Regions from separate parts of the Mus musculus genome. Here region 2 is linked to region 1. Evidence: chromatin loops called from intact Hi-C (ENCODE). Cell type or tissue: left cerebral cortex. All regions are shown on one strand.

Evidence for each region. Peaks named below come from ENCODE experiments on the same cell type or tissue, not always from the same donor. Only the 100,000 strongest peaks of a DNase experiment are listed, where the experiment ranks them.
Region 2: a loop joins it to region 1, with 2.9 times the contacts of the local background. A loop is called at or near these places in 11 of 42 quality-filtered maps.

What each region holds. Positions count from the first base shown.
Region 1 is chr8:126,512,789-126,520,788 of GRCm38, reverse strand. No RefSeq gene overlaps it. Among named protein-coding and RNA genes, the nearest start is that of Gm51605, 16 kb to the right of the region's middle. In left cerebral cortex, CTCF peaks have their summits at 814 (motif pointing right) and 1,015 (motif pointing right); DNase peaks (open chromatin) are centred at 694 and 3,430; H3K4me3 peaks cover 715 bases; H3K27ac peaks cover 2,028 bases.
Region 2 is chr8:126,561,661-126,569,660 of GRCm38, reverse strand. It overlaps Gm39286 (a long non-coding RNA gene), which reads left to right. Exons shown (of 3, transcript XR_879365.3): 3 at 1,600-2,327. Among named protein-coding and RNA genes, the nearest start is that of Gm39286, 6.3 kb to the left of the region's middle. In left cerebral cortex, a CTCF peak has its summit at 3,229; DNase peaks (open chromatin) are centred at 2,849 and 3,422; H3K27ac peaks cover 1,473 bases.

The DNA of each region.
Region 1 (8,000 bases):
AAATTTTAAAATAGTTGAACAGTAACAAGCTCTCACAGACTAAGCTGCCCAAATGGGGCGTGTTGGTGTAACCCATCACTCAGGAGGGAGGGAGAGAGGGATGGGAGGATGAGGAGTTCCCCAAGGACAGCACCTGAACTTCTCCATGTTCACTGGTTAGAAGGTCATCCGTCAAGGCAATGTTTATTCCTGAAAATATGAGGCCTATGCAGCAGACCACTTAGGATAATTTTGCCCTTAAAAGAACCTGACAGATGTGCTCTATAAAAATGAAGATACTTTAAAGTTGGAAGAATTAAAGAGCGCTGGCTGGTTTTCTTTATTCAGTCTTTCCCTTATTTGACTTAGAAAGAACAAGTAGCCTTAAAAAGAAAAAAAAAAAAGATATTTAGATTCTCCTGCCCACATCTCTCTGCCACGTTAACCCCAGTCTCTCCCTTCTTCCCAACAGTGCTCATATAGGAACAAGAGGCCACACAAGTTCTAAACAGGTGCCATGTCAGTCTAGGGCTGTGTTGTTTCCAAGAAAAGCAAATAAGTCTTTTGAACAAGAGAGCCAGCTTGTCTCTCAGACTGATGCCTTAAAGCCTTCGGCTCCCTATGGCACCACGTCATCCAGACATTGTTGCTGGGTAGGAAACAACCCAGACTTTTGAGACAACCTTGATTCATCCACTTATCTTCCTGAATCAAGATAACTATTACAGTTTGAATGTGCAGGTCCCCTCTATCCCCATCCCACCATCCAGGTGCATGTGTTTGAACACTTGTTCTCCAGCTGGGGGCGCTGTTTAGGAAGTTGTAGACCCTTCTGGATGTGGGGCCTGGTAAGACCACAGGAGAGGGATTTCCAAGGATTACAGCTGGCCTATATTCCAAGGATTACAGCTGGGACCCCAGAAAGCATGGTGTTCCCTCAGATTGCCCTAGATCTAGAATGCATGTTTATTTTAATTTTTTTTAACTACTTTTTTATGTGTACCAGTGTGTCTGTGCTTATGAGTACAGGGCCCCTGGAGACCACAAGAGGGCGCCAGATCCCCTGGAGCTGGAGTTGCAGTGGTTTTGAGTTACCTGCCAGAGGTGCTCAGCACTGAACTCTGGTTCTCCTACTTCCAGATTCTCACTTTGATTTTTTGTGTTTGTGTTTGTTTTGTTTTCATATGGAACACACCACCCTTGAATTTTTTTGAGTCTGACTTATTTCTTTTAATATGATGATTTTTTTTTTTTTTTTTTTGGTTCCAGCGGTCTTCCTTGGGGTGGAGCCTCTTGGATCTCGTTAGAGAAACGAACCAAATCTAGGAATCCTTTCAGAATAAATGTGTATACACATGTCAATTTTTCTAGTAAATTCAGAGGTTTGCCCTTAAACATCTCCTAGGCGGAAAACAACACAACCCCAAAAGTTACCTGAAAGAAATGAGCTGAGGGCTGGGGAGACAGCTTAGCTGCAAGTAGAGGGGCCTGAGCCAGACACCAGAAATGATGCAAAAAACCTAGTGTGGCGGCAAGCAAAAGTGATCCCAGAGCAGGGGAAGCAGAGACAGAAGATTCCTGGGGCTCACTGGCCAGTCAGCCTAGTAGTGAGACCCAGGCCAGGGAGAGATCTTGCCTCAAAAACGCATAGCATTTGAGGTAGATAATAGCATTTGAGGAAAAATACCTGGGGTTGACTCTCACCTCCATATGCCTTCACATGTACATCAACACACACACACACACACACACACACACACACACACACACACACACGCATACACACGCACACACACACACGCACGCATACACACACACACACACACACGCACGCATACACACACACACACACACACACACACACATACACACACAGAGAACAAACAAAGAATGGGTTAACCTAGGAGTGGTGGCATATACCTGCAATCCAACACCTGGGAGGTTGAGGTAGAAAGGATGGTGTGAGTTTAAGGCCTGAATTACGCAGAAAGACCCTGTCTCAAAAAACAAAACAAAACAAACAAACAAACAAAAACCCACATAAGTAAGCAAACAAATAAATAAAGGAAAGAAGAAAAGGAAATGGGTGGGTAGAGGAGAGGGGTGGAGGAGGGAAAACAGAGCAGAGTGGGAGGGGTGTGCTGTAAACCTGGGCATGATCAATACTGTGCCTTCAAGGACTGGTATCCGGTCAGCTCTGGTCCTTCCCTTGTATTTTTAGCCTGGCTCTTTTGTCTCCATTACTGTTCGCCCCTCCCTCTCTTGCTGATTTAATTACCTGCCTCTAAAGGCCAGGGAACCAATTATATATCAGCTTCTGGCCTTTAAAGACAGCACAGGTTCCTCTGTCCTGGGATAACCTAGTAAGCTTTAAAAGCTAGTCTTTGTTTGTTTGTTTGTTTCTTGGCTTTCTGTCCCTTTACACCCTGCGGAAGACAACGCATCAACATCTGACCCGAGTCTGGGGGGAATGTTTCCAATTAACAATTCTCCTTTATTGATTGTAAACAAACAAACAAACCCGGAAATCGGCAGTCTCTAAGAAAAATGTTTTAGAATAGTGATCTTTTAGCGCAGGTTTCAGAGGCCTCAGCCCATTTAGTCAATAATGAAAAGGATCATTATCTTTGCATTCACAACTAATGTCCTCTGCTTTCTCCTGTCATTATTTGGCTCAGCTGGGAACAGTCTCCTTCTTATTCCCTAATAGGCTAAACAGTATTGAGAGCTGATATTTGTGAAATAGTGATGCCTTTTGTGGGTGACAGGCTTGCCTCTGGTCTGTGTTGAGGTAGAATTTAGGCTGACATGAGATTCCTTTCTTTTCCTTTGTAAACGTTATATATATATAGGCTGGAGAGATGGCTCAGCGGTTTAGAGCACTGACTGCTCATCCTTCCAGAGGTCCTGAGTTCAATTCCCAGCAACCACATGGTGTCTCACAAACATCTGTAATGGGATTTGATACCCTCTTCTGGTGTGTCTGAAGAGAGTGATGGTGTACTCACATACATAAAATAAATAATTCTTTTTTAAAAAATGTATATGTGTATAGAAGTTTTGTTTGCATGTATGTCTGTGTGCCGTATTCATGCCTGGTGCCCACAGAGGTCAGAAGAGGGGCGCAATACTCTGAGACTGGAATATGGATGATTGCAAACTACCATGTGGGTGCTGGGACTCGAACTCTGATCCTCCAGAAGTGTAGCCCGTCCTTGTAACCCGTGGACCCATCTCTCCAGCCTTGTACCCCCTTTAAAATACAATACACATCAGGATCTAAAGAAGAAAACATATGTTTATCCTTTTACTCTGGTCTCCAAAAGAAGCTTGCTGTTGACTGCGGCTGCGTGTTCTGCTGGCACTATCTAAGCAAGCTAACCTAGATAGGAACTGGAGTTACATCAGCCGTCAGGCAGGGAGTCTGGCAGCACGCCAGTCTGTGAAAACCAAACGCATTTGCGTCACCGTTCCCTTGGTGATGTTTCTGGGAGCCTTGTCAGCTCTCCCATGAGGCTGCTTCCTTAATGTCAACAGACGTTCCTAAATCTTTAGTGCTGAATAGCTCTTTTCCATTTCTAGAAGCACTTCGATGACCAAACAGCTAACGGGTGGCATGGCTGCCATCTTTAAAGCTCATTTCTTTCATGAATTAGGTGTTTGTAGCAGTGCGGGTGGGCGCTCTGGGAAGGCTTAGATTCCCGCTGCTCTGTGATGTGGGATCTATTTTGGAGGAATCGGGTCAGCAGCTTCAGTCCAGAGCTGCATTCCTGCGTTCATCTTCCTCCGGAAAATCCCTTATCCCACTCCCAGCTCTCCCAAAACCAATTACATCGTCACAGTGTCAAGTGTTGGGAGAAGCGGTTGCTCCAAAGACCCCCAGAATCAGCCCCAACTAAGAGCGGCTTTCTGATCTCCCTCAGCACATCTGTCCGCTGTTCATCGTGAGCCATAAATAAGAAAGGACGTCAGCCTCCCCTCCCGTGAGATTTCTTGTTTTCGGTGTGATGTCTTTTTATTGATCTCTGCTGCTAGTCAGGCGTGTTTTCTTTGGAGAAGCAATGGAGGGAACCACGCCCCCTAATCCCTACCTCATGGGGCACTAAAAGAGCCCTGTTCTCAAGCTAGCTGAGTCCTTTGCCCTACAGGAACCTCCAGGTCATTAGACAGTCGCTACCCAATTAATCACAGTCTTTAGACGTCTTAATGTGGAGAGCAGGTCTTTCTTTTGTGGTGATTAGGGGAGGGTTTTTTGAAAGCTTTATTATTATTATTAAAATTTTTATGTTTGGGGGCATTTTGCCTGCGAGCATGTCTGTATTCAGTGTGCTTGTTCAGTGCCCTTGCAGGTCAGAAGAGAGCATTGAGTCACTAGAAGTGGAGTTACAGATGTTAGTGAGCTATCATGTGGGTGCTGGGAGCTAAACCTGGGTCCTATGTAAGAGCAGCCAGTGCTTTTAAGGTCTCCACGCTCCCTGCCTTTCTTTCTCTTTTTCCTTCTCTCTCTCTCTCTCTCTCTCTCTCTCTCTCTCTCTCTCTCTCTCTTTCTTCCTTTCTTCCATTCTTTCTCTTTTTTCTTTCTCTTTTTCTTTTCTCTTTTTCTTCCTTTCTCTTCTTCTCTTTCTTTCTCTTCCTTTCTCTCTTTCTCTATCCCTTTCTCTTTCTTTCTTTCTTTCTTTCTTTCTTTCTTTCATTTTCTTTCTTCCTTTTTCTCTCTCTCTTTCTCTCTCTTTCTTTCTCTTTTCTCTCTTTCTCTTTTGCTTTTTCTCTTTCTTTCTTCCTCTACCTTTCTTTCTTCCTTTCTCCCTCTCTTTCTTTCTTTCTTTTTTGTCTTTCTCGCTTTCATTTTCTTTCTTCCTTTCTCTCTCTTTTTCTTTCTCTTTCTCTTTTGCTTTTTCTCTCTTTCTCTCTTCCTCTACCTTTCTTTCTTCCTTCCTTTCTTTATTTCTTTCTTTTTCTGTCTTTCTTTCTTTTTCTTTCTTCCTTTCTCTTTCTTTCTTTCTTTCTTTCTCTCTTTCTCTCTTTCTCTTTTCTCTTTCTCTTTTGCTTTTTTCTCTCTTTTTCTCTTCCTCTACCTTTCTTTCTTCCTTTCTCCCTCCCTCTCTTTCTTCCTTTCTTCCTTTCTCCCTCTCTCTCTCTCTCTCTTTCTTTCTTTCTTTCTTTCTTTCTTTCTTTCTTTCTTTCTTTCTTTCACACAAGGTCTTATGCATCCTGGACTGACCTCAAACTCACCACCTAGGCCAAAAAGGAACCTTAAGCTCCTTATCCTCTGACCTCCAACTCCTGAATGCTCAGATTATGGGCCTGTGCCACCCACCATCATGAGGATTGAACCCAGAGCTTTGTGAATGCTTGGTCAGCACTCTGCCAACTGAGCTACCTCCCCAGCTCTGTGAACTTCTTTGAAACATCATGAGTTCTGTGAGTGACTAAGACAAGGGATTGCAGAAGGAGTCGCTGTCCTTTCAGTGAGCCTGGCAATGGAGGCAGGCTGTGAGTCTTCTGTCTCTGGAGGTTTTGTGACTGTGGACCTGCCTCTGGGCAAGGGGCTCCAGAAAGTGCTTATTTTTTTTCCCCTTTCAGATGCTGAAGTTATCTTAGCTTCAGTTCAATCTGTCTCCTATGATGCCCGTTGTACCATTCATGGGAGCTCTGCAGCTAACACACCAGAGATGGTATCTTGTCTCTGTGAGGCTGAGAGATTGAAAACAGAGAGGCTAAGAAATAGAAGGAGCTCAGAGCTGTGTGTGCTTCTTGAGTTATTTTCAGGCAGGGTCTTCTTATGTAGCCCAGGATGGCTCAAACTTGTGATCCCCCTGCCTCAGCTCCTATCTCTCCATGGCAAGTGTGATCTAGCATGCCTGGTAGAAAGGAGTATTTAAGTAGGAGGAAAGCCCAATTTTTACATTTCACCATAAGCCTGATAAATTCCAAACCTGGAGAAGTCCAGTGACTTCATGGGCGAGAAGGGTACATTGACGTCAGAGATCAGCTAGGACACATGTTTCTACAGTGGCCTTTGTCCTTCTCTGGGTGGTGGCCTGCTCTCAGCCAGAGATGACAGTGGCATTGTCCCAGCCTTGTAAAGAACAGAGCAAGTGACAGAGACAGGTGCCCTTGGTAGTCCCCAGAGAGCATTCTACTCTGTGTTCTGTGTAGCAAGCTGGCACCTGCCCCCTGACAGACCCTAGAGTCAGGCAGGCAGGTCAGCAGGGACCTGAGAGCAAGCTGGCACAGGAGGCCTTTCCCTCCCACAAAGATCTTGCTCACCCACCCAGGGTTAGCCTTCTTCAGCCTTTACCTCTCCCTTCCCCAAATCATCGAGTCTTTGATGTGTGGGATGGGAGACAGCTGCTGAAGTACAGGCCAAGGACTTGAGGTGAGACTCGGCGTATAAACTATATGAACTAGGAGAACTGGCCCTCCTGAGCCTCAGTTACCTCACTGGTAAATCAGAGACAATATTATTTACTTTAAGGAATGGGAGAAAGATGAAGTACTACTATGTGTGGGTGTGAGGCAAAGCAGCCAGCCCAGCAGTGACAGACAGCACTCCAGACAGCACCGTGACCTCCACTCAAGGCCAATGTTTGGAGACCGTTGCTAGGAGACTCATAAGCACTTATATTCAGGGAGCAGGCTGGGGTGGTGTCAGTGAGAATGTAAGAAGGTACAGCCTGAGACACACACACACTATCGACTGTGTGCCCTTTATTTAGCTTCCTCTGCTGAGCTACAAGAACCTGGCTGGCCACAGAGCCCAGAAGGCCACTTTGAATCGTCACAACCTTCCTCGTGAAGACCCACTCTGTGTAGCATGAGCCAAGGCACTAACCACCACCGCACACAACTGTGATAAGAAGAAACACAAACAACAATGGCCAGCAAGTTCACAGCCAAGGGCACACGAGAGCATGGTAAAGAACCCTAGGGATGAGCTGGAACACTCTGCCTCCTGCCATTTCTCCACATTGACCAACTGATGCCTCCAGCTAAGTCATCTTCCTTCATCAAATGCTGCACAACTGGGCATGCTCACTATCACTCAAGCATGTACTTGTGTACACACAGCTGTGTGCCGATATGTATGCACACATGTGTATGGATAACAATGCATGTTCACACTCACACAGGCATGTACCTGGTGTGCATTGCTGTGAGTACACACGTATGTGCTGTGTATATGAAAAATGATGCATGTTTACATTTACCCATGCATATAATTTGGGTGCACACATATATGTACACACTCGTGGATAAATAATGATACATGTATGCACATAGACATGCACATAGCAACAGTACACACCCCTGGCTATATAACCCTTATATATAAAACCAAATGCATTTATGTATACACATGTATGGGTATACATAAGATACACTCTAAAAAAGAACACTGTTATATACAAGTGTAAGCATGCACACCCATATGAGGCTCACACCTGTGCACACACATATCATATGCAGAGGAAATAGCAAGTAAGCATGAGGCATGTATGATAACAGGTGTAGGGTTTGTCCCTCTTGCTTCAGCTCTTTCTTGGTGGCCTTTGGCTGCTGAGCACAGGTCTGGCAAGCACAGGTCTGGCAGGTACTGAGGATCAGGTGACCAACAGTGCCTAGAGCTCTTATTTCCACGGAGGGACTAGGGAAGAGTATGGGGCACAGGAAAAACTGGAATGTATCCCTTGAGCTTCTCAGTATCTCCTTTGCCACCACAACCACTGATTGAGGGTGACTGGAGAGGCGCATCATTTGACCAAGAGCTTCTTGTGAAAATGACAAACTCTTTGTGTCACTAATGGGAACCTCATAGTTGAGGAACCATGTGTGGTGCCTGTGTGCTGCCACTCTGTTCCTTCCAGGCATGGAAACCATAACACATGTGCAAGTACACATACATAATACACATATACATACACACACACACACACACACACATACACACAGACACACACACACGCATACATACACACATACACAGACACACAGACACATATATACATACACACACATAG
Region 2 (8,000 bases), 49 kb before region 1:
TAGCATTACTTCAAGGTGTAATGGAGTATGTCTTTGAAAGGCCATATCTGGTCCCTGACCTCTTCCTCTTTGCTTCCTGTCCACCATCAAAAAAGAATCCACAACCCAGGCTGGGGAGGATGCCCATTTGGTGGTAAAGTGCTTGGTACACAAGCATGAAGACCTGGATTCACTTCCTAAAACCCATGTAAACAAACAAACCAAAAAAAGGCAGAGTAGGCAGTCCACACTTGTAGTCTGAGCACTGGGGAGGCCAAGACAGTCATGTCCCTGGGTCTCTCTGGCAAGCCAGCCCAGGCCATTTGGTGAGAGACCCAGTCTGAAAGTAAACAAGGTGGGCAGAGCCCGAGAAACAACACCTTCTGGCCTCCACATGCAAGCCAGACAAATGTGTACATATACACAGACAAACAAACATTCACACATACATACGTATGAAGTTTTATTCTGTCCATTTGTGCTGCCAAGAACTCTTGGACAAAACCCTCAGAGAGCAGGAGCTGTAGGAGTGGGGCCACCTGGGAGGCATCTACGTCCGAGAAAGCCTCTGTCCCCTCATCTTTTCCTCATTAGTCCAATAACGTGTGCAAGATAAACTCCCCAGACACACCTTCTGCAGCACAACATACATATATGACATATAGCGCACATATGCCAACATATAATATGCATATACAACATGCATATAGAGCATACATACTTCACACCCTTTCTACCCCTAACACTTACACACACACACACACACACACACACACACACACACACACACACACCACTATATACACCTTAAACCCCTATATCCCCCACACAGGTATACGACGTGCATACACATACCTCACACTTCCCAGCACACATATAAAACATGCATACACACATCTCATACTCTCTAAATACACACATAACACATACACAACTACATACACACATCTCACACTCTCTCCACCCCAAACATATATACACACAACATACAACACGCACACACACTTCACACATTACACACATCACATCCTCCCCCCACACTGCACACACATACACACATAAGACACACAAAAAACTCACTCCTTTTATACCCTCCACACACCATGTCTATAACACACATACTTTACACACATACACATGCTACACACATAACTTATAATACATACCTTCCATATACCACACATACACATTTCATACCCCCATGTCCCATGTACCTACATTCCACATGCACACATACAACATACACACCACACATCCACCCTACCACAGACCATACCATACATAAAAACACATGCCACATGCACGCACACACACAGTACCCACACCACACATACAGATTTTATACCCTCCTATTCTACTCCCACACATGTATACAGATATATCACACACATACACAGGCTAGCCCACCACACACACATACCACATGCTCACATGTATACACACACACACACACATCACATTATATCACATCACATCACATCACATGCACAATGACTGGGTAAGCTCAGAACAGCTGCTCAGAAGTACAGGCCTGCAGAACAAAAATGCTCCTGCCAACAGGGATTTTATTTTACAACTTCCAAATGCTAAGAGAATCCTTCCATTTTTTTCCCCTTACAGGTTTAGAATTTACACACTGAATGGCCTGCCTCTGGGCTGCCCCAGAGGGCCCTGCCAGCACCTGGAGCTCCAGATCCCGCCCAGTAGGCTTACAACCTGAACTTTCTATTTCTGAAACCCCATTTCCCAGGAGGCAGCACTCACTTTGGGCCACACACTTCTGAGAATGATTGCATGTGTCAGCTGCTAAGTCACATGGCCTTCAGCCTGGCCCCTTCCAGAGGGTGACAGAACTTCTGTTGGAGCAGATGAATGTTACTGTCATAGAGAGGTTTGACACCCCTTATAATGCCACCCAAGGCTCACCACAGTCACCCAGAAGTACAGCTCAGTCCCGTCACAGTGAATCAGTGTCCTGATGCCCCTGGGTCTCCAAATACCACTGGAAGAAAATTAATGGAGCGTTCTGCTCCTTCCGTTTAACACATCAAGGGACTGGCCCCCTGATGAAAATGTAGTTTAATTAAGATAATCGCTCCCGTTTAAAGAGAGCCTCAAAGCAAGAGTTGAGTCTCCTTACTTCCTTTTTTAAAAAATAAAGTCTTATTTTTAACTATGTGGATATGTGTGGATACCTGCATGTGAATTCAGGGAGTCTCGGAGACCAGAGGCATCAAACCCTCTGGAGCTAACATTACAGGTGGTTGTGAGCCTGAGGCAGGTGCTGAGTACCAAACCTGCATCCTCTGGATGGGAGCAAGCATTTGTAACTCCAGAGCCATCTCTCCAGCTCTTTACTGTCTCTGTGTGTCTGTGTGAGGAAGTCACAGAACTTACAACAGCCTCTTCCACCTCCTACCAGGTGGGTCCAGAGGGCTGACTTCAGATGTCAGACTTGGCGGCAAACATTTTCACCCACAGAATCATCTTGTCATCCCAGGTCTCTTCATTTCCAAACCAGTGTCGCCTACCACTCAGAGCCAACCTTCAGTGAACGGCATACTCACTCTCATTTTAGGAACAAGAAGAGGGAATTTACTGCACGTGGAAATGAGGAGCAAGCAGCGAGGAAGACAAAGGCCCAGAGCCCCCGGGTCCTGGCTTGCAAGCTGCTCGCATTTGCTCCATGTCTGCAAGCTCCCAGGAGCACACAAACATCCGCAGGGAAGAATGCTTCCCAGCATGCATTTCATGAATAGGGTGGCTTGTGTACTCTGCAACGCTGGAAATAGATCCTCACCGTGGAATGTGGAATGTGGAATGGACAAACGAAGGAACGGAGAATGTGGCCGAGCTCAGCAAGGCGGGACTCACCCCACACACAGCCCCACGCTGGCACGCTCTCTGAGCTGTTTGGAAGCTTTTTTTTCCCCCTGGGGCTCAGAGCATGGTGGTACAAAGAGCCTTGTGTTATGATCTCAACACCACTATTAATATCCTGTGGCCCATTGAGCCCTGATCCCTTGGCTGGGGTTCTCCCAACATCTCAAGATGAGAAAAGTAGTCCGGCTAGGGGGAGGGAGGGAGACAGGAAGGCAGGGAGAGAGAGAAAGAGGGAGAGAGGAGAGAGAGAGGAGTGCTCTCATTTACTGCCCTTGAGTCAAGAATTTAGAAACATGACCACAGCCAAAGCCTCAGAGGCCTCGTATCAAATGTTGTTATTTTTGGGTAGCTTGAAAATAACGCTGGTTGTGGGATGGGCAAGGTGCCCCAGTGGCTGCTGCAGGAAGCAGGAGCGGGTAGAAGCTCTGCAGAGAGAGGGTCATGTCACTATGGGCACAATTGCCCCGCTGGCTCGGCCTGTTGGGCTCCTCTGAGGAGAAGCTGAGGAGCTACACTCTCACTGGGTTCACCTCCCCCACCCCTGCCCCTCACCCCCCATGTGGGCTTTAGGGTGGTGACACTTCCCTCTAGTTTCCCCAGAGGCAGCTTGGCACAGTGTCCACTCAGATGACTCTGGGTGAAGAAACTTGGTGAAGCCTAGCTGTCCCTCCCCTGGAGTGTCTTTATTTAGACAGCTTTCCCCATGACCGAGAGCTCCCTCCCCTCTGTAGGAAATATGCCCACAGTGGGTATTTTTATGCTCCACCTGCACTGGGTGAAAGGGAACCCTGGTTTAAGATGAAAGGGAACCCTGGTTTAAGATGTCACTGATGATGCGTCTCTCTCCTCGAGCCCAGCAGAGCTGTGTCCAGGTCACAACTGAGGCTCTTGTCTGGGAATACAACTCACTCACTCTGTCTCCCCAATCTCCATGCCTGGTCATCCTGCTTGGACAGACCATACCAGACACAAACACACATTTACATAACAAACACAATGCACACACACATTTACATAACACACACTGAGGAATAAATAATAAAATCCCACATCAGTCCCAAGAACCCTTCCTTCTGTAGAGTACACGGGACAAATGGAAGTCATTGCCTCTGAGCTGCTGGCACATTTGGTGCCCTGAGAACGTCCTCCACTCAGTGACCATGTGCAGACATCATACAGGGCCAGGAGGTGGTTTATGGAGAGCCACTTGATGTTCAGAGCCCAAGAGGGTGGTGTACGTCATAGATGAGGCCACAAGGAAGGTTCTCCTCCCAAACCTGCTTTCTCGGGCTCCGGTGAAGCTACTGTCCTTTCGAGTGTCCTCTGAAGAAACAGATGTCCACTTCCTCTTCTGCTCCTATGCTGCCCTGCTGGCTCCCTCCATTAAGCCTCCCAGGCTGGAGCTGGGCAGCTGCAGGGACTTTCCACTTCCTCAGGCACTCACTGTCTTCATGACTGTGCCCATGAATCCTGTGGCAGTCACATATGCTCCTGGTTGGATTTGTAATAAGCTGAGACTGTCCATGAAAGCTAAATAATAATACCAACCCAAAACCTGATCATAATTACACTCTGCAGAAATTAGGTGTGTCCCGTGTAGACAGTGCCTACCCTGTAGACAGTCCACTTCACCCCTCTGTGTGCCCACTGGGAAACCTGTTAAAATCCAGAGTGAACCCAAGGCCCAAGCATTTCTGATAAGCATGGAGTGGACCCTGCTGCTACTGTAGAGGGCCAATGTTTCTGTGGGAAACGGTGGAACCCTATGTCCTTGAGGACCTAGACTGTGCCTGATTTGACCTTGATCCCTTTGTGCTCAGCACCCCTCCCCCTAGGGCATCATTTACACTTCCAGTCCCTACTGACAACATTCCTGAGGGAAGCATCCCAAAGGAGGGACATTTGTTTTGGTTGGAACACCAAACATCTCAGTGGGGATGACATGGCTGCTAACGTCTGCGTTGCAGGAAGATCCTGCTCAGCTTGTTCGCATCTTGCTGAACACAGAAAACTCCACCTGGAAGTGGGGCTAGGCTGTCCTGCTCCGAGACTGGCCTCCAGAGACTTCCAACAACCATGCCACCTGCCCCAAGGGTTCTATAACCCCTCAAGAGAGTGCTACCAGCTGGGGACCAAGTATTCAAACACGCGTGCCTGTGGGGACATTTCCTGTTATCCACATTGACTGCTTAACCAAACCCGAGGCAGGAGGTGGTGTGTAGGTTGGGTGGTGAGGAATCGTTCATTCAGTAAAATGTTGCCTCCCAAGCATGTTTGAGCTGGATTCCCCAGAACCCATACAGAAATCCTCAATACAAACAAACAAATTGTGAGTCCCTGATAACAAGATACGCGTGCACATACACACGCCAAAGGACACAGTTGAAGAGATTGTGAAGCCAGGCTGGTCCACTCCCCTAACACCCTTCAGTCCTTTAGGCAAAGCAGAACTCTTCATAGGCTCTGTCTACAGACACTAGGCACTGAGGGAGCGGCTTTCATCTTATTCTGCTGGCCAGGGGCTTGGGAACCTATGATGGATGCTTTTCCTACAGAATCCTGGGTGTGCCCTTGGTAAGAAAGCCTCAAAAGACAGGGGAATCTTCTCATCACTTCGTCCCCCTGCTTGATAAGACAATGTCTGATGCTCTATCTGTGGCTGCACCCACAGGCTGCTTGCTTTCATCTGCAACTGCACAGAGCTGAAAAGAAGGGGCCAGAAGCAGTGCCCCTCAAAAGATTGGGTGGGATATTCTCTTACAAATTAAACTATGCTGAAATTTATCTTTCCTGCCTTCAGAGAGAGAAAAAAAAGAATTCTAAATAAGTAAAAATTTTCATTATGAAATATATAAATCTCTAATAATTTTTAAAATGGGGGAAAACCCAAAGGGAAGTAATACATTATTACTTAGCATTTTCTATGTTCCTTGTTATTTTGTTGTTGCAACAAACACCTGACACAAGCAATTTAAGGGAGAGAAGGCTTAACTGGGCTCACAGAGTGCAGGTATAGCTTGCCATGAGGGAAAGCATGGTACAAGTCCTAAGATAATGTGTCTTTCTTGACAAAATTCTAATAGTTTGGGCAAGTGATATATGTAATTTTATCTGGTAATTTAAAGTTTAATCTTGCTATGTCATAAGTGTTTACCTTGTAGTCACCATCTTCTTGGTGCTCCCACACACACACACACTTGGTGCTCCACACACATGCACACACATGATGCTCTGCACACTTGGTGCTCCACACACTTGGTGCTCCACAAACATGCACACACATGATGCTCTGCACACTTGGTGCTCCACACACATGCTGCTCCATACACATGGTGCTCCACACAGTGGCTGTACCAACATGCACTGCAGTTAACTATTAGGCATGCAAGTTGTTCTGAAGCTTTTAAAATACAGTCCTGCTACAATGTAGCATAGGAGGTGTGTATTTTCTGTACATATAGAAATGTCAGATCAGGTTCGATCCATAAGACATGTATTATTCCAGGTGATTTTTAGGAACTAGTGATCAGGCAACATAAAAGCGTGAAGGAATTATCTACGGAAAGCAATCTGGAATGAGACTGGACCCAGACCCAGTAGTCTCTACCAGGGACAGGAGGAAGAAGAACAGGGAGGGATTGGCTGGGGAGGGAATTGGAAGGTGTTTGTGGGAATTTGCTTATTCATCCTGCTGCTGACTGTTTTTTTTTTTTTTTTTTTTTACTTGTAACTCCACCTGTGTCCCTGTCTCTGCATGGAAACTTCTGAGGGAGAAGAGTGTGTGTGTGTGTGCATAGTGTGTGCATAAGAAATATGTATGTGAGGAGTGTGTGAGGCTTGTGAGTGAGGGCTGTGTGTGTGAGGAGTGTGTATGCTGTGTGTGAGAACTGTGTATGAGGAGTATGTGATGGCTGTGTAGAAGGAGTGTGTGGGTGTGGGTGTGAGGAGTGTGTGTGAGAGGAGTGTGCAAAATGCCCAAAGAAGGCAAATCCTGGCAGGGACTCTCAGAACAAGTCAGAAAACACCAGCGAGACTGCTTTGTGGCAGTCAGGAAAATAGCTCCCTCCAAAAGCTGTATGTGTCAGAAAGTTGTGTCAGGACTGGAGAGATGGCTTAGTGTTTACAAACACTTGCTCCTCCAGAGAATCTATGTTCAGATACCAGCGCCTGTGTGGAACATCTCACAACTGCTTGTAAGTCCAGCTCAAGGGGGTCAGATGGTCTTTCGTTGGCCTCACACATACTTTCAGATACGAACACATGTACACACAATGAATAATAACATACATCTATAAAAACTTTAAGTCAAGAAGACACCTTGTAGCCAGGCATTGGTGGCGCACGCCTTTAATCCCAGCACTTGGGAGGCAGAGGCAGGTGAATTTCTGAGTTCGAGGCCAGCCTGGTCTACAAAGTGAGTTCCAGGACAGCCAGGGCTACACAGAGAAACCCTGTCTTGAAAAACCAAAATAAATAAATAGATACAGAAAGAGAGAGAGAGAGAGAGAGAGAGAGAGAGAGAGAGGGAGGGAGGGAGGGAGGGAGGGAGGGAGGGAGGGAGGGAGGGAGGGAGGAAGGAAGGAAGGAAGGAAGGAAGGAAGGAAGGAAGGAAGGAAGGAAGAAGACACCTTGTGGGCTGGGAGCTGGCTCAAGTCCTTGCCATACAAGCACAGGGACCACAGCTGGTATCCCAAGCACCCACATAAATCCAGAAGTAGCAGTGTGTACTGTAAATCCAGCACCTGCAGGGAGGGACAGGTGAGAATTGGGTATGGAACTCACTGACCGACCAGTGTAGCTGAAATGGTGAGCTGGGTTTAGCAAGAGACCCAGAATAACTCCTGACCATGACATCTGGCCTCCACAGGAGTGCACAGGGGTGGTCAGGCACACCTTCGAGCACTTGAGCACGTGTACACACACACACACACACACACACACACACACACACACACACACACACACTTGGAAAACACATTGTAAAATTATCCTTCCATCCTAACAAATATCCTGCCACAATACCACCACCACAAAGGGAACACATTGAACTGAAGAGTATGCTGGCAGAGAAGAAATTGAGCGGCAGACTCCTGGAGAACAGGGTGTCAGCTCTGTGAGTCACGTGGTGAATCACACGG